Linked DNA regions of Mus musculus: region 2 is linked to region 1. The links are chromatin loops, found by intact Hi-C in ENCODE. Cell type or tissue: heart. All regions are shown on one strand. Each heading gives the region's core, and the rest is flanking DNA. Links, peaks and the distances in the headings are about the cores only.

What was found. Peaks named below come from ENCODE experiments on the same cell type or tissue, not always from the same donor. Only the 100,000 strongest peaks of a DNase experiment are listed, where the experiment ranks them.
Region 2: a loop joins it to region 1, with 2.1 times the contacts of the local background. A loop is called at or near these places in 2 of 42 quality-filtered maps.

Annotation. Positions count from the first base shown.
Region 1 is chr5:114,513,845-114,522,892 of GRCm38, forward strand. No RefSeq gene overlaps it. Among named protein-coding and RNA genes, the nearest start is that of Gm13790, 33 kb to the right of the region's middle. In heart, for the core only: no CTCF peak of the experiment used is centred there; no DNase peak of the experiment used is centred there.
Region 2 is chr5:114,463,973-114,473,020 of GRCm38, forward strand. No RefSeq gene overlaps it. Among named protein-coding and RNA genes, the nearest start is that of Gm34722, 12 kb to the right of the region's middle. In heart, for the core only: no CTCF peak of the experiment used is centred there; a DNase peak (open chromatin) is centred at 3,649; H3K4me3 peaks cover 1,413 bases; H3K27ac peaks cover 2,056 bases.

The DNA.
Region 1 (9,048 bases), core at 2,291-4,790:
GGGAACAGCCAGACCATTTTATCTCCGAGCCCATCCCTTAGGTTTCTCAGCAGCAGACCTTCTCCTGCGCCCAAATGGAAACCATGGGTGTGTTGATCAACTCCACGGTTTATGGAAGCCAAAAGCCCAGGTTAATGGAACAGAGCCGATTCCCCAGTGACTTTCTAACCCTCCCTCAAAGCCTTTTGCTTTTTCCTGCTCAGCCACTGGGAAAGCCACCGCCTGCACTCTGGGAGGAGAAATTGAATAATTGATGCAATTTGAATAACACTAGGATTTGTAATGATATTGAAATGTAAAGATAAAAGGGGCGGGAACAGGAGCGGAGAGCCGGAAGGGAGAACTTGTTAATAGGCTCTCAGGGGTTGGTGTGGGGGGCCCTGCTGGAAGCAAGGGCTGAAAAGGCATTTAAAAGAGGAGGTACCCAGCAAGGGGCAGGCTGGGAAACCTCCACCCCATGAGGGGGGAGAAACCATATTCATAAATAAGATGCGGAAATTTCTCCAGACTCAGCAGCGCTAACAGTTAGAGAGTGGATAATTATTTAAATGCCAAATCACTCCGTTCATTAGAATCCCAAATTATATCTGAAGAAATTGATTGCTCTGGGCAGGATGGAGGAAGGGCAGGGAGGAAGAGAGGAACTGGGGACTTATGGAATCGGGGAGGATCCCCCAACCTCTCTCTAAGCCAGACAGGAGATTGAGGCAGAAAGGACAGGCAACACTGTAATCTCAACGTTTGGAAGGCTGAGGCAGGAGGATAAGGTGCCTGTGTCCCAGCAGCTCTAACAAGTTAGGCTCAGCAACCTCCCACAGTATGCCAACCCAACAGCCAAGCAACGGTGAAAAGAAGGGTTCATTCATTGTGGCCACACTGGGAGGAGGGGTGGCATAGGGCTCAGTGACCTCAGCTCCATCTTAAGGATGCTGATGTGAGCCTTAGGTTTAAATAGAACTGGAGAGGGGACAAGAGGTATAACCGACAGGGTGGTCTGTCCTTATTATCAAGTCAGGCTCTTCCTAGAAACTCAAGATGACCCAGTTTAGGACAAGGACTTAGCCATACACCTGCAGGTTTATGAACCCAACTGAAAATTAGATGTTTCATTTCTTATTAAAAGCAGCTTGTCTACGCCTGTTCCAAGGATAATTTCAAATTCAAGGGCAACCTAAGATTTGCCTTCATCTCGGTACTCAGGGGTCAAAGCGGAAGATCTCAAGATGCAGGTAAGTCTGGGCTACACAGTGAGACCCTTCCTCAGACAACAAAAGAAAAGGGGCCGGGGAGATGGCTCAGTCAGTGAAGGGCTTGCTGGGTGTAAAAGCCAGGTGTGGTGGTACTCTGCAAAAGTAGAGGCATGGAGACAGAGGGGATCCCTGGAGTTTTCTGGTTGCTGGATAGAAGTCTGTTAGGTTCAGTGAGAGGCCCTGTTTCAGAATATATGCCAGAGAATAACCAAGGAAGACACTTAATGCTGACCATACACACACACACACACACACACACACACACACAGGCCAAGCAGGCCTGGGCTCAAGTCTTGACCCAATACTTCCTTCTTGTGGCCATTTTTATTGCCTTCTCTCTTTGAGCCTCAGTTTATCCAGCTGAGCAGTGGAGGTAATACAGGACAAGTTCATCTTTCCTTGATTTAGTTATAGAACCACAGTCCCAGTCGGTCGATCATAAGACGAAAACATCATTAAGTCAAAAATGTATTTAATTGCCACGAACGAACACTGACATTGCAGCTTAGCCTCGCTGACCTTGAATGTGCTCGGAACATTGACATCAGCCTACAGTGGGTGACATCATCTAACACAACGCCTAGTTTTATGATAAAGTGTGAAGCTGGCTGTGGTGGTACATGTCTGGAATCTTAGCACTTGGGAGGCTGAGGAAGCAGGAGGATCAAGTTCAAAGCCAGTCTGAGGTACACATGAGACGCTGAGGTGGTTAGCGTTACTGTCAGAATCTAGAATCACCTGGGACAAGGATCTCTGGGCAGAGAATAGGATCAACCACCCTGACTCTGAGCTTGGGTGGTATGAATGAAGAGATGAGCAGCCGGGGGTGTTGATTGCTTTTAGCCTTCAGATCACTGATACAATATAACCAGCTGCTTCCAGTGTCTGATTCCCTGATGTCTCTGCTTGGATGGAAGGGGTACTGAACTGCCAGCCAGGAAAAACCAAAAACAAAATAATAATAATAATAATAATAATAATAATAATAATAAAACCTTTGTCCCTTAGGTTGCTTTATTTGTTACTTTTCTATTTCTGTGATAAAACACCATGGCCAAGGCAATTTACAGAAGAAAACGCTTAATTGTGCTTACAGTTGCAGAGGCTTTAGAGTCCCTGATGCAGAGCATCCTGACATTACAGGAATGGTATCTATTTGCATCCCTAAGCAAAGGCGTAGCCCCAGGAGCAGGCACCCAGATCTCATATCTTGAATCTGAAAGCACAAAGCAAAAAGAGTGAACTAGAAATGGCTCACATCGCTGGGCGGTGGTGGTGAATGCCTTTAGTACCAGCACTTGGGAAGCAGAGGCAGAGGCAGAGGCAGAGGCAGGCGGACTTCTAAGTTCGAGGCCAGCCTGGTCTACAGATTGAGTTACAGGACAGCCAAGGCTACACAGAGAAACCCTGTCTCAAAAAAAAAAACAAAAACAAAAACAAAAACAAAAAACAAAAAAAAAAAAACAATAAATGAATAAGTAAATAAAAATAAATAAAATGTAAAAAGAAATGGCTCATATCTTTAAATTCCCCAGCCCACCTCCAATGACATACTTCCTCCAACAAGGCCATGCCTTCTAATCCTCCCCAAACAGTACCAACAACTGGAACCAAGTGTTCAAATGCCCAGCACTGTGGGGGACACTCCATTCAAACTACCACAATTGCTTCTGTCAGGGAATTTTTAAACATCGCAGCCACAGGGAATGGAATGAAGACAGACCCTGTCTTAGTTAGGGTTTCATTGCTGTGAAGAGACACCATGACCACAACAACTCTTATAAAGGAAAAAATTTAATTGGGGCTGGCTTACAGTATCAGAGGTCCAGTCCATTATCATCATGGCAGGAGGCATGGCAGAATAGTGCTGAGAGTTCTTTTTGTTTGTTTTTGGTTTGTTTTTGTTTCGAGACAGGGTTTCTCTGTGTAGCCCTGGCTGTCCTGAAATTCACTCTGTAGACTAGGCTGGCCTCCAACTCAGAAATCCTCCTGCCTCTGCCTCCCAAGTGCTGGGATTAAATGCGTGCACCACCACTGCCCAGCAAGCTGAGAGTTCTTGATCTGCAGGCAGCAGAAATGAAACTGAACCACTCGGCTTCAGTTTTGAACAGCTGAGACCTCAAAGCCCCACCCCTAGTAACGTACTTCCTCCAACAAGGCCACACCCCCTAGTAGCACCAATCCCTAGGAGTCAAGCATTCTAACACATGAATCTGTGGGGTCCATTCCTATTCAAGACACCACTGACCCTGAGAGGGAAGGGGTCGGGGAAGAAGTACTGAAGGAAGGGGGGTTGGGCTCTTTAGTCTCTCCTACAGTTTATCAAATACAGTCCAGAAGACAGCAGCTGTACCATCAGAAAGTCAGAAGTTTAACTTCCTAAGTGGAACCATCAGAGTTGGAGGCTGAGATGCACCCCCGCCCCCACCCTGAGGGACACACGACTAAGATTGGGTCAAGAATGCAATAGCTGGGACTAGGGGAGGTTCAAGAGAAGCCTCAAGGAGCCCCCACTGAGCCCCTTTTCCCATCCTTGCTTCTCCCCCAATTCCACTAGTCACAGCCCAGGGGATGAGCTGAGAAGTAGAGACAGAGGCCCAGAGTGAGAGACTTGCAGGGTCAAACTGGGGAACAGAGCCAGGGATCTCAGACAGACAGGAACTCCCCAAGCCTCCTGACCCCTGGCGCCTGGTATCTTCATGGAAGGTACTCTGGGCTGGCTGGTACCCTTTCCCAGGTCAGTGGCCAGGCACCTCTCAGGCACAAACAAACAAACGGAGGTCTTCAGAACTCCCCAGACATGTGTACAGCATGCACTGTGAGCCTTGCACCAGACAACTTGAAAGCCTCCGTCTGTGCCTGGTCTCGTGCTCCGGTTTTTGTTACCTAATTGTTCTGACAAGATTATAAGCATTGACTGAGGCCGAGAGAGACAAGGCTTGCACTTCAGGTAGCCCCAGAACCCTGAGATCAAGATTTATAGCCAAGTCTGCTTGTGTGATGGTTTGTATATGTTTGGCCCAGGGAGTGGCACTGTTGGGAGGTGTGGCCTTGTTGGAGTGGGTGTGGTCTTGTTGGAGTGGGTGTGGTCTTGTTAGAGTAGGAGTGGCCTTATGGGTGTGGGTTTTAATGCCCTTGTCTTAGTTACCTGGGGGCCAGTCTTCTCCTAGCAGCCTCCAGATGATGAAGATGCAAAACTCTCAGCTCCTCTGACGCCATGCCTGCCTAGATGCTGCCATGTTTCCACCTTGATGATAACAGACTGAACCTCTGACCCTGTAAGCCAGCTGCAATTAAATGTTGTCCTTTATAAGAGTTGCCTTGGTCGGGCTGGAGAGATGGCTCAGCCGTTAAAGGCTAGGCTCACAACCAAAAATATAAGAGTTGCCTTGGTCATGGTGTCTGTTCACAGCAGTAAAACCCTAACTAAGACAGCTTATATCCCGGGTAGCCCAGCATCTGCCTCTACTACCTGACCCTACATAGACTCCCACATAGAAGGAGAAAGGAGCTCACATTCTTTCACAGTTCCATACATTCTCTGAATGTCTCCCTGTGAAGCCTCCACCTTTCCCAGCTCCCACCCTTATGCTGAGGTCCTCACCTTGTCCCACCATGTGGCTTCCTGGTCACCAGAGCAAGGTATCAAGTGGTACTTCCTCCATCCCTTCAAATAGAACAGCAGATGGTCATTTATCAGACCCAAGGAATGGACCCACAGAAGGCTAATGAGCTTCCTAGCTTGCTAGAGGCTACCTGGGACCCACAGCCCCTGTCTTAGTTTAGGTTTTATTGCTGTGAAGAGAGACCATGACCAAGGCAACTCTTTTTTTTTTTTTAAAGATTTATTTATTTATTATATGTAAGTACACTGTAGCTGTCCTCAGATACTCCAGAAGAGGGCATCAGATTTCGTTACGGATGGTTGTGAGGCACCATGTGGTTGCTGGGATTTGAACTCGGGACCTTCGGAAGAGCAGTCGGCGCTCTTAACCACTGAGCCATCTCACCAGCCCCAAAGGCAACTCTTAAAAAGGACAATGTTTAATTGGAGGCTGGCTTACCGTTTCAGAGGTTCAGTCCATTATCATCATAGCGGGAAGCATGGCAGCATCCAGGCAGGCAATGGCGCTGGAGAAGGAGCTGAGAGTTCTACATCTTGATTCAAAAGCATCAGGAAGGCATCCAAAAGGAGACTTGTCTTCTGCAGGCAGCCAGAAGGAGCCTCTCTAAGCCCACCCCCAGGATGACATACTTCCTCCAACAAAGCCACACCTATTCCAACAAGACCAAGCGTATTTAGGCCACCCCATGGCTCTGATGCCCTGTTTGAATGCACAAGTGTGTTATAAGGTCAGTGCTGGAGAAGGAGCTGAGAGTTCTACATCTTGATCTGAAGGCAGTCAGGAGGAGACCGCCTTCCACACTGGGTGGAGCTTGAGCATAGGAGACCCCCAAAGCTCACCCCATAGTGACACACTTAATCCAACAAGGCCATATCTCCTACTGGCCACTTCCCATGGGTCAAGCATATCCAAACCACCACAGTCCCCAAGGTCAAGTGTCAGAGCCAGGCCTACCCAGGTGCTTGATGGCTGTGGATGTTGACTTGGAATAGATCTGAGCTCAGTCCTTAGGTGGCTCCAAAAAGGATAGGCTGGGCCACTTCCTCCCAAGTCCACAGGATGACAACTGGCACATGCTAGGAACAGCCAGAGGGTTTGGGCCAGAATTCACCTCCATTGCTCTGTGGCCTTAATCTACCGCTCCCTTCTCCTCTGAGCCTCAGTGGAGGCACCGACCCTTCCTGCTTGGTATGTACTAATTTCGAGGTTCTAATAGGTCCTGGAATACAGTAGGTACTGGATAAATGCTTCATGATATCACATATACTCTTATTTAGGAAATAGCTGCACTTCTGATGAGCCGGCCTGCGTCCATCTTAGACTTAAAAGCCATCTTTTAGTTAAAAATCAAACTAGGCAGTGTTGGAGCATGTCTTTGATCCCAGCACTTGGGAGGCAGAGGCAGAGGCAGAGGCAGGCAGATTTCTGAGTTCGAGGCCAGCCTGGGCTACAGAGTGAGTTCCAAGACAGCCAGGGCTACACAGAGAAACACTGTCTCAAAAAACAAACAAACAAACAAACAAAACAAAAACAAACCAAACAAACAAACTAGGCTCATTCCTATTTATGTTGAAACCTGTGTCTCAAGGATCGGACTCTTCCCCACCTGTAACCTTAAGTACAAGTAAGTGGTTCCTTATTGCCTGTTCCAGGAAAGGTCAAACCCAGGGTTATTTCAGTAAGTTGTTTATAACCATCTTGAGACACTAACTTTGTTTCAAAAGGTTGTTGTGATGGCCTTGCTATGCCCACTCTGTAGTCACAACTTTGTTTCCAGAGGTCATTATGATGACCAATCTGTTATGTTCGGCTCCTGCAGCCCCTCCTATTTTGCCCACCAAATCCCCCATTTGGGAACCTCCTACCCCTGAGCTATAAAAACATTGTCTTGGGACTGGCAAGATAGCTCATCTGGTAAGAGCACTGACTGCTCTTCTGAAGGTCCTGAGTTCAAATTCCAGCAGCCCCATGGTGGCTCACAACCATAGGTAATGAGATCTGATGCCCTCTTCTGATGTGTCTGTAGTCAGCTACAGTGTACTTATGTACAATAATAAAATAAATCTTTAAAAACAAAAAACCTTGCCTTCCTCACATCCTATGGTGACCTCTGAACCCTGCCTTAAGGAGGAGGCAGCCGTGTACGTAAATAAAAGAGCTTGCTTTAATTAATTGATTGCTTTGATTAATCTGGCCATTGTGATTTGGGTCTGGGGTCTTTCTCCTCCCATCTTCAGGATTAACGCTTCCTGCCGCAGAGGCATGACTGGTGTGCTTGTTTCATTAATGTTACTCCGGGTCCCACCTGGCCCGCTGGAGTGGTCAGGGCTGTACAGCCTCCTGGAGTAACCCAGGGACCTGCTGGCTCCTCAGCTGGCATTGCTGGGTGCCCTTGCTTCCTAAAAAGAGGTGGAGCCTAGCTTTGAGGTGATCATCAAAGTCTCAGTTTCCCGGGGCATATTCTCCTCTCAGGGGTCCTGGGGGAAGCGAGGGAATGCAGGGCTTGGCTCATAATAGATATCCCATAAGGCTCCCCTTTGTAGCACTCCTGCCCCTATAGTAAGGAAGAGAACATCAAGAGTCTAAGTGAAGGCGAACGGGTCTCTAGCCCCTCGGGAGCCTCGTCAGCAGGGCCCGCTCCAAATCGATCTTTTCTCCCCCATTTTTGTAGCTCATGTCAGCATCTCTTGGGATGGGTGGAGGAGAAACCGCCCGAGTCAGCACACGGCGCCCGCCAGACACCGCGGTTCTTTATTAATTAACCGCCAGATGTTAACTTTGCATCTTTTATCAGAGGGAGGCTTTGTCACGGGACCTTGTATGTCAAGTCATTAGGGACGAGCAGAGAAGCATCTCTGGAGGACACTGAAGTTGACAAGGTGGCTTCCACCCCCTTGGGGCACACAGATTCCCACCCAGAGCCCTGACAGTGCTTGGAGCTGCCCTGGAGATACGCAGCATTTGGTCTTGCTCTCCGCAGCTACCTCGATGAACAGAACCTGTTTCACCCCGTTCCCATCGGCTGGAAAGAGTCCTAGAAGCCAGTTAACCCAAATAAGCAGCCCCGTGACAAACCAGTGTCTGTGTCACCAAGGAAACTGACAAGGCTCCTGGAGAGGGGAAATGGCCAGCAGAGAATCTAATTTAGATGGAACGTTTTGTCCCCTCTGGGGAGATGATGTTTAAGTATAGCATCATGGGAAGAGCCAAGGGCAGAAGTTCCAGGCTGAGGGCACAGCAAAGGCAGAAGACCTGGGGCTTCATCAAGGACTGAGCCAGGATCTGAGAGGCCAAATGTATGAGAGGCAGCTATGTGACTTGTGGAGCTGCAGGGCTCAGGGTTGTGTGCCTTCAACACACAGCAGAGATGTAGGATTCTTGTCTGGAAGGCTTCTGGGCAGACAAGGAAAGCCAATGCGTAAGGGATGGGCTGATTTCAAAACGGTCAACGTGTCAGGGTACTGATGTCTGAGCATTGACATGGATGTAACTTGACAATGTCTCGGATGAAGATATAGAACTCACAGGGCATTCACAGGCTACCAGAGGTCGAGAATTTCTTAGGAGGTGGAGGCTAGCAAGCAAGTTTGGCTCCTCCTTCCAGGTGGAAATGGGCAGAAAGGAAGGGCCACCAGGACTCTTAAGTTGCTCGCTCCTGATAGAATTGTGTTTTTCTCCCTCTCTCTCTCTTTTTAAAGATTATTTTTTTGAGTGCTTTATGTGCATGTATGCCTGCATGGCAGACATCAGATTCCATTATAGATGGTTGTGAGCCATCACGTGGTTGCTGGGAATTGAACTCAGGACCTCTGGAAGAGCAGCCAGCGCTCTTAACCGCTGAGCCCCAAACTGTGGTTTTTATGATAGAGAAATAGAGAGCAGGCACAGTGGCAGCAAGGTCAAGATCGTGCACAAGAAGCAGCAGCAGGAATCTTTGAACCCGGCCAGCCATCGTCCAGGTCACCCTGCAGCCAATTACAGCAGTCTTTTCCCGCAGCTTCCAGGACCTGGACTCTTCTCCCGACTCACACAGCAAAGGCCTCTGGAAAGAGCATGCGCTGAACCTTCCAGGCTGGAAGCTGTGGGTCCCAGTTCCAGGCCGCCCCAGCCTACTAGGCCCCAGCCTGTCATTGGTCCAGGACTCTGCGGATGCAGAGGATGCAGATACAAGC
Region 2 (9,048 bases), core at 2,426-4,925, 50 kb before region 1:
TGTTGGATTTGCTCGCACACGACATTGGGCCTCAAGCTTCTAGCTGCAGAGCATCTTGGGTAGTGGCAGAATAATTCTTCCATTTCACAGAGAGGCAGCCGGGCAGGTGTGCCCTCAGACAGGCTGGGCAACCGGCTTGGATCCGAGCACTGCCAGCCTGGCTGATTTTGACCAGAGCTTGTTTCAGGATGCGAGGCAGCTGTGCCAGGCCCTCGCTGTGCTCTCGGAGATTCCACAGAGGCCCGAGGCCCAGGGCTGCTGAGTCCTCGCATCTAGTCAAATCTGAGTTTTCTGTCTCATTTATTTCTTCCTCACCATAGACCTGTGTGATGAATGAGATGTCAGATAACGGGGATGGGCCCCGCCTCTGGCGGCTGGATCCTCTTGGGGCCCTACAAAGGGGTCACAGCACAAGAGAGAGGAAGGGACTTCCTCCCCTCCCAAGCCCTCCCAGCTCCCTCCTTGTATAAGGGAGGGTCAGGGAGGCCTGAATACATCAGTTAATAGAGCCAGCTTGTACCCAGGGATGAGATGTGTGAGCCTGTTCTGGGCCAAGCTCTGCCTGATCCCTCATGCCCTCTCACTGTGAAGTTCAGATGACTTGGAAGCCATTCAGGGGCCTTTTCATGATGTGTAGGCTGAAGCAGCATTTCCCCAGGCTACTCCCAGGCCTCCCAAGATCCCTATGGCTTCCTCTTTCTTCCAGAGAAAGGTGCTACTTCCCTTCATGGGCTAGAGTGAGCAGGCTCCACCCCGTGTCATGAGCATACCTACTGTGTGCAGGGAGCTGGGCCAGGTCCCCACACCTACTGTGTGCAGGGAGGTAGGCCAGGCCACACACCTACTGTGTGCAGGGAGGTAGGCCAGGCCACACACCTACTGTGTGCAGGGAGCTAGGCCAGGCCTCACACCTACTGTGTGCAGGGAACTTGACCAGGCCTCAGAGAGGCGACCAGGGCTGTCCAGCCCTCCAGGACACTCTGGCTCTTCATTTTCTCCATTCATTCCAAGCCCATGAAGAACATACATGAGCCCCAGTTTATTTCTGAGGAAACTGAAGCCCAGAAGGGAAGACCCTGCTCTAAGTCACAGGATCAGGGCTGAAGTCCTCAGGTCTCTGGACTCCAGGCACAGTGTGCATTCTGAGATGCTCTGGCCTCCCGCGGGTAGATGGGATGTCCTGAGAGAAGTGGCCAGTGGATGAGGCCGGGAGCGACAGCTTGCTGTGTGACTGGAAACTGGTATATTGCCTTCTCTGGATCTCTGTCTCCTTATCCATAGAAACTGTGTCTTTTCACTGTTAAGACCTTGGTCCTCCTGTCTTCTTTACCCCTCCCACTGATAGATATCCTTCGAATTCCCCGTACTCAAGAGTTGATCTGCCGTTATCTCACGGACCAGCAGCCCCTGCCGGTCATAGGACTTTAACCAAGCCACCTCCTTGTTGGTGCTGTTGGCTCCTCTGCCCATCTCACCTGTGGCCGGAACATCCAGGAAGCAGGACTGCTACTGTTCCTACAGCGGGGAACTGAGGCTCAGAGAGGTCACCTGAGAGCTCTCAGGTCTGCAGATCCAGGCTTCAAACCTGGCGACAGAGGAGGCCGAAGCCAGGGAGACTTCACCCTTCATTCTCTGATTTGGAGAGGAAGTCTGGGTTCAAGGAAGAGAGGCAGAAAGAGCTGCCTTTCTGCTCTTCTAGGTGGCTGGCAGCAGGGCAGGCCTGGCTGTGTTGAGCTGGACACTGCGCCCCAACCACAGTGCCTGCGCACCAGATCGCCCGGGCTCTGGGAGTTAGAGGACTTGACCTTGGAGGAAGCGGCTTCCTGGGCCTGTGCACCTGCCATCTGTTGCCAAGACAACACATCTGTTCCACGCCCCCTGTGACCCCACAGGGTGGGGGTGGGGTGCTTCAGCACATGGGCTGGCCTGTCCTTGGCAGCCCTCACACCTGGCCCTCTAGGTTGGGGTCGCCAGCCACCTGCCTTGTCAAAGAGGAGAGTCCACCAAGACTCTCCAACAGAGCCACAAGGATCCACACTGTAGATGGAGACACTGAGGCACAGAGCTGGGAAGTGCCCCGCCCCTGCCGCCCCCCCTCCGCCCCCGCCCTAGACACAGTATGTTTGCAATAAGCTGGGATGTGAGCCCAGGCTTCCTAAAGGACTGCAGACACTGGATAGAGCCCTGGCAGACCTAAGGGCTGGAGAAAAGGGCAGAGGCTAACATAGCCCTGCTTGACCGCTGAGATAATAACCTCTGCTCGGCTAGGCCTTTGTCCCTGCATAGTGACCCTCTGAGCTCTCCAGAGCCAACCCCAAGGTCTGAGGGCTCCCCAGATGCCGGAGCCACATGGCTTTTTGGGTCTGACGTATCTGAGACAGACACTAAGTTCAGGACTTCCCACCTGTCTCACAAAGAGCTCTTCAGAGAGCGATGTTCAGAGAGCTGCTTTCTGTGCCGCCCCATGGCACAAGAGAGTGGCGTGCCTTCCATGGGCGCTGGTCTCCTTACTGTTTCTGAGGCTGTGGTGTCCAGTCCTGTGGCCTGGCCTTGGTTTTCATAGCTTCTGGCACCCCTGAGAAGTCCCTGCTCTTATGCCTCACCCTTACCAACCTCCAGCCCAGCTGGGGCAGGGTTGTAACGGGCACTGCCTGGGCCTAGCCCCAGCCAGCTGCTGCCCTGGAGGAGGGGTAGAGCTGTTCAAGCCTTTCTGTTAGGTCAGGTGCAGATATGGAACTCGGGCCCTCAGCTCTGGCCCCAGCCCTCTATTTAGTTTATCTGTCTGTCTGTCTGTCTATCTATCTATCTATCTATCTATCTATCTATCTATCTATCTATCTATGTCTCATATATATTATACAGGGTTCCATATAGCCCAGGCTGACCTCCAGTTCACCACATAGCTGCGGATGACCTTGAACTTCCCATCTTTCTGCCTCCATCCTCCAAATGCTGCGATTACAGACATCCACCACCATTCCTGTCACATCTGGTTTGAAAATGAGATTCCAAAAAACTGGCTGTTATGGTACATTTCCGTTTTTAAAATACTAAGAAAGAATGAAAAACCAATTTAAGAAAAGATAAAAAAATTTTTTTAAAGACCAGGCCAAAGCTCTCTGTGAGCTGAAAGGTCCCCAGGGTGAGTCCTCCTTGGGAGAGGAGCCCTAGGGAGGACTCTGGGGGCCTGGGGTGGGAGGACTGCCCTGTGGAATCTGATTACCCAGGCGCGGTGAAATGGCAGGCCAGCAGGGCGCCAGCGGTTGGAACCGAGCTTGCTCTGTCCCCGGGAGGCACAGATTTTTTTTTTTTTTTTTTTTATCATTGTCAGTATTGGCTTCTTTCTGCTCTGATGAATAGATTGTAAAGAGGCAGTGACATTATTTGAGATAACAGACGAAGCAGAGAAAGGGTCAGCGCGCGCGAGAGAGAGAGAGAGAGAAAAAAAAACGGCAGAGCCAGCAGAGAAAGGGGCGGGGCATCCTGGCTTGGGCCCCCCCCCCACCGACCCCATCGACACCCCACCCCGCCCCCAGCCTGGCTCCCTGCCTGGGGGAGGTGGGGGGGGGAGGCTGGAATGAGGCCTCACTGGCCACGGAGCCCCAGCCAGCTGCGCCAGGCCACTGCACGCTCCCGTCCCTCCTCCCAGGCCCCGCCCCCCATTCTGCCTTTTCAATTCCATTCAATTAGGCCTCCCCGCTCGGAAGCTTGTCTCCTCTGATATCCAGCTTAACTGACAGGGGATTAGAGCTGTTTGTATTACACACAGAGCCACTGCCGCCAGGGCCCAGGGACCTGGTTATTTATGGAGCAGCTAGGGTACTGTCCCCCTGGGACCTGCTTTCTCTCAAGGAGCGCTGAGGGGCCCTGTTTTCCACCGCCCTCCTTCCCCATCTTGCAGCCCGGACAGTGGACAAGAAAAAAAAAGGCTCAGATGGACTCGGGCTCAAAGCTCAGCTCTCCCATGAGCTGGCTGAGAGACACTGGGCAAACTGTGCCTTCTGAGTCTCCAACCATTCTTCATCTTTATTTTGGTTCTTTTTTGAGGGGGCTACCACCTTGTGGACCCTACCCGGGACTTTTGTAACTATCCAGACATGTAGGCCTTCTATGCATCCCAGGTTGGCCTTGAATTCGTAGCAAACCCCCTGCCTCAGCTCCCAAGTGCCTGGCTGAACATGATTCTTCATCTTAGACATGGAGTTAGATGGTGAACCAGCTTACGGGGTGGCTGTGTATAGCAGGGTGTGTGGGGGTGTTTGGTCCGGTGCCTGAGCCATCATTCACTTTACCTGCTCCATGACCCCCTTGGGCCAGGCTGTCACAGTGGAGGTAGTGCAGTGTGATGGTTTGTATATTCTTGGACCAGGGAGTGGCACCATTTGGAGGTGTGGCCTTGTTGGAATAGGTGTGACCTGGTTGGAGTAGGTGTGTCACTGTGGGTGTGGGCAGAAGATCCTCACCCTAGTTGCCTGGAAGTCAGTCTTCCACTAGCAGCCTTTGGATGAAGACGTAGAACTCTCAGCTCTGCCTGTGCCATGCCTGCCTGGATACTGCCATGCTCTCACCTTGATGATAATGGACTTAACCTCTGAGCCTGTAAGCCAGCCCCAATTAAATGTTGTTTTTTATAAGACTTGCCTTGGCTATGGTGTCTGTTCACAGCAGTAAAACCCAAAGACATGCAGGAAAGACCCTTGATGAAGTAATTGCGGGCCTCTGCCCCTACCCCTGGTTTGCCTACAAGAAAGATTCATCCCAGAACAGGAGATGACAATGAGGACTCTCTTGGCTGCTGCGTGAATCACATAGGGTGTGTAGAAAGATGGAGCAGGGTTGAAATAGCCCCCCACCCCGTCCCCTGGGTCCTGTTCGCCTGGCTAGCCCAGGGCTCAGAGCCTTTCTATCGGTCCTCCTGCCTTCCCAGCAGTCCTTCCCTTCCCAGAGGTCCTCCCCATGGCTCTCCTCCTCTCGGTCCTGCCATTCTTTGTGGGGATACATCAGTCCCACTGTCTCAGCAGCCAAGGGCAGGCAGCTAACACCTTGTTCACTTCTGTCCCACCCACAAGTCAGGTGTGTGGCCTGTGATAATTGCTTGAGGTTCCGGAATGAACATGGAGATAATGAAGGGAAGAAAGAAGGGAGGGAGGGGGAGTCAGGAAGTGGTTTCCCTCGCCCGAGGTGGCCACCCTGTTGGCTCTGGAACCCCACTGCCCTGAGCCTGCACCTAGACCCCCCAAAGCAGCTTCTAGCTGTTGGAATGGGTGAGCTTAGGGTGGTCTGAAGGGCAGTGTTCTCTCATACGCCCTGTGGCTTCCTCTCCCCCAGCATCCTTGGGACTGAAAGAGCTCCAAGGGCACCAGGCCAGCGAAGGCCCTTCTGGGGTAAATCCTGGGGTATTCATTGCACCCTGTTCTGCATGGCACCCACCAGTCAGAGCTCAGCCGAGGGCTGGCCCTGGGAAAGTACAGGTCTGGATAGTTACAAAGTCCCATGTAGGGTCCACAAGGTGATACAGTGGGTAAAGGAGTTTGCGGTGAAGCCTGGGAACCTGAGTTCAATCTCAGAACCTGCATGGAAAGAGAACCAACTCCTAAAAAGTGTCTGTTAACCTATACACACACACACACACACACACACACACACACACACATAGTGGTATGCACAGAACTACTCCCACATTATACAGACACATCTACCGTTCATATATTCATATATACTGAATAATAAATGCAATCTTTTTTAATCTAGTGCAATAAAAGCCACCTGTTGGGTATGGTGACACACACTTGGAATCCTAGCACTGGGGAGGCTGAGGCAGGGGGATCATAGACTCTAGCCCATCCTGGGTTGGATGTCTGGGACCAGACTCCAGCAGGGCTGGAGTCAGGACCAGGCTCAGGTCTCAGGTGAGACAGCTGCTCATATGTTGGACACTGCTATGTGTCTGCTTCATGCACGTTGTCTCCTGACACTTGGACAAGTCAGAACTGTTCCTCAAGCTGCAGAAGAGAGAATTTGACCCTCGGAGGGGTGAGGTGGCCCAGCCTGCCAGACGCAGAGCAGGATGGAAGCGGTCTCTAACCTGTGGTTTCTACCTCAGCAGCAGTTCCTGGATCGCTTCACATCAGGGCTTCATATCGGCCTGACAGAAGGTATTGAGCCCTTAAGACCCCCTGGATGTGGCACTGCGCTGGCTAATTTTACATCAATTTGACACAAGCTAGAGATATCTGATAAGAGAGAACACCAATTGAGAAAATGCCTCCATAAGATCAGGTTGTAAGCAAGCCTGTTAGTGATTGATGGGTCAGCCCCTGCCCACTGTGGGTGGGGTCAGCCCATTGTGGGTGGGGCCAGCCCAGGGCAGGTGGTCCTGGGTTCTATAAGAAAGCAAGCTGAGCAAGCCATGGAGAGCAAGCTAGTAAGCATCACCCCTCCATGGCCTCTGCATCAGCTCCCTCCTCCAGGTTCCTGTCCTGTTTGACTTCCTGGTTTGACTTCCTTCAATAATGGACTACAGTGTGGAAGTGTAAGCCAAATAAACTTTGTCCCTCCCAAGTCGTTTTGGTCATGGTGTTTGTCATAGCAATAGTAGCCCTGACAAAGGTAAATTGATGACAGACCTGACCTTGTTTTGGGGGGAGATTGTGTAAGAACTTTGGGATTTGGGGTTAGAAAAGCCGTTGAGTGTTGAGAGCTCGGTGAGCTGCTCTGGGGGAGCCTGGAAGATGAGCAGTGCAGACAATGCAGGCCTGGCCTGTGAGGTTTCAGAGGGAAGCAAAGGCTATTGAGGCCCATTTGCTATTTTGAACTGAGAATTTGTGGTTCTGGTCAGCTGGGGCTGAAGAATTAGCTGCGATTAACAAGAGACCAGCACCAATAAAGTATAACCTTCGAGTTGCTGGGACACTCGATGCTGGTCAACTGGAGCTAAGAAACTAGCTGTGATCAACAAGAGACCAGCATCACTGGGGTGAAATATTCTGAAAAGTTTCTTGAAGGTCAGCATACAAAAGCTGTATTCCAGAGATGGACAGGGCTGTACCTTACACTGGCCTTGGTACTGTAAGAGTCACCAGGTGGTCCTGGTTTTGAAGGCATGCCGGGATCAAAGAGAGCCGCTGAGGCTTGGCCCTGAGTGGCAGGGCTGGGGTCCTAGAAGAGAGCCCAGGAGAGGCTGTTGGTGAAGGTGCAGCCCAGTTGCAGGAAAGACCTCAGCATTTTGGAGATGCCAATACCATTGGGATGACCACCAAGAACTGTAGTCATAACGGAGTGGAGCCAGCCAGAGGCGACAAGAGAGGCTGTCTGTGCTGCAGAGGGCAGAGCTGGAGAAGTGACCCGAGTCCTTTGGAGGAGCCCAGAGGTGGTGAATGAATCCCAGATATCGGGCATTGAGGTATTTACACTATTGGAGTTCGGTTTTGCTTTGTTTAGATTGTCACTGTGTCGTGCTTCTTCTCTCTTGAAGGAAGAAAGTATTTAGCATTTTCTTTTTTTCTTTTTTTTCTTTTTCTTTTTTTTTTTTTTTTTTTTTGGTTTTTTGAAACAGGGTTTCTCTGTTCTCTGTGTAGCCCTTGGCTGTCCTGGAACTTGCTCTGTAGACCAGGCTGGCCTCGAACTCAGAAATCCACCTGCCTCTGCCTCCCAAGTGCTGGGATTAAAGGCATGTGCCACCATGCCCGGCTCTTTTCATTTTTATAGGAGCCCTGTAAAATCCAGTTGAGAAACTTTGGACTTTTTCCACACACTTTTAAAGTGTTGGAATTGGTAAGGCTGGAGGACTTTTAAAATTGATATTCATGTGTGATCTTGGGGAAGAACAGGAAAGGCAAGGTTATGGTTTAACAGCGATGTGTTTGTCTGACAAGGGACCAGTTGTGCTGCTGGCTGGCTCCTTGTTAACTTGACACAAGTTAGACTTATCCGGAAAGAGGGAAGCTCAATTCAGAAAATGGCTCCATAAAGCTAGACTGTAGGACAGCTAATGAATTGGTGATTGATGGAGTGGTGCCATCCCCTTGTGGGCGGGGCCATCCCTGGGCTGGTGGTCCTGGGTTCTATAAGGAAGCAGGCTCAGCAAGCCAAGGGGAGCAAGCCAGTAAGCAGCACCCCTCCATGGCCTCTACATCAGGTCCTGCCTCCAGGCTCCCACCCTGCTTAATTTAAGTCCCTGTTCTGACTTCCTTCAGTGATGAACAGTGATGTAGATGTGTAAGCTGAATTAACCCTTTCCTCCCCAGGTTGCTTTGGTCATGATGTTTTATCACAGTAATTGAAACCCCGGCAGTAAAGGAGATTATCATCCAGTTGGGAGGATGATACATATGTAAAGAGCGACAGGAATCCAATGATAACGTCAGGTAGAAACAGCATGTCACAGGGTATGTGCATGCCTCTCAAATTTGAGGAGGGGACAAGACACTGAGATCGTGGGAAGAGATGGTACAGATCCTCGCCATTAGTAACCACTGCAATTCACCGTGAGGGTCAGAGGGACAAAGCTGCTGGCCAGCCACTAATGGGGCTCAAGCCCAGGCTCTGGGAGCCCAGAGAAATCTCTGTCCTGCAGCCCCCGACCACCTCAGCTCAGAACGGACTCAGGATAAGTAGCCCAGGCTAGCTTCAAGCTCACTGTGTAGCTAATGATGACCTTAAACTCCTGGACCCTCTTGCCTCCGCCTTCCAGATTCTGGGATTATACACACTCACGAGCATGCCCTGTTTATGAGATGCGGGGGATCAAACCCACAGTTTCATGCATGCCAGGCAGATGCTCTCCCAGTTGAGCTACCAGCTCCTGGGTGAAGAAGAGCATGTGAGCAGCCGAGCTCTGGCCCTCATCCCCCAGCCCCGTGCAGGCCGCCCAGAGCAGTCCTGTATTCCGCATGGAGCCTCTGTGGGTGAAGGAGTCACAGCCTCAGGTGTCTGGTGCAATGTGGAATGGGAGGAGGAGGTGAGGTGGCTTCCCAGGGCAGTGGGATTAAAGCCACAAGCACTGGAAGGGACACGCGTGGGTACACATAGGGGGCGGGGTGTCACAGC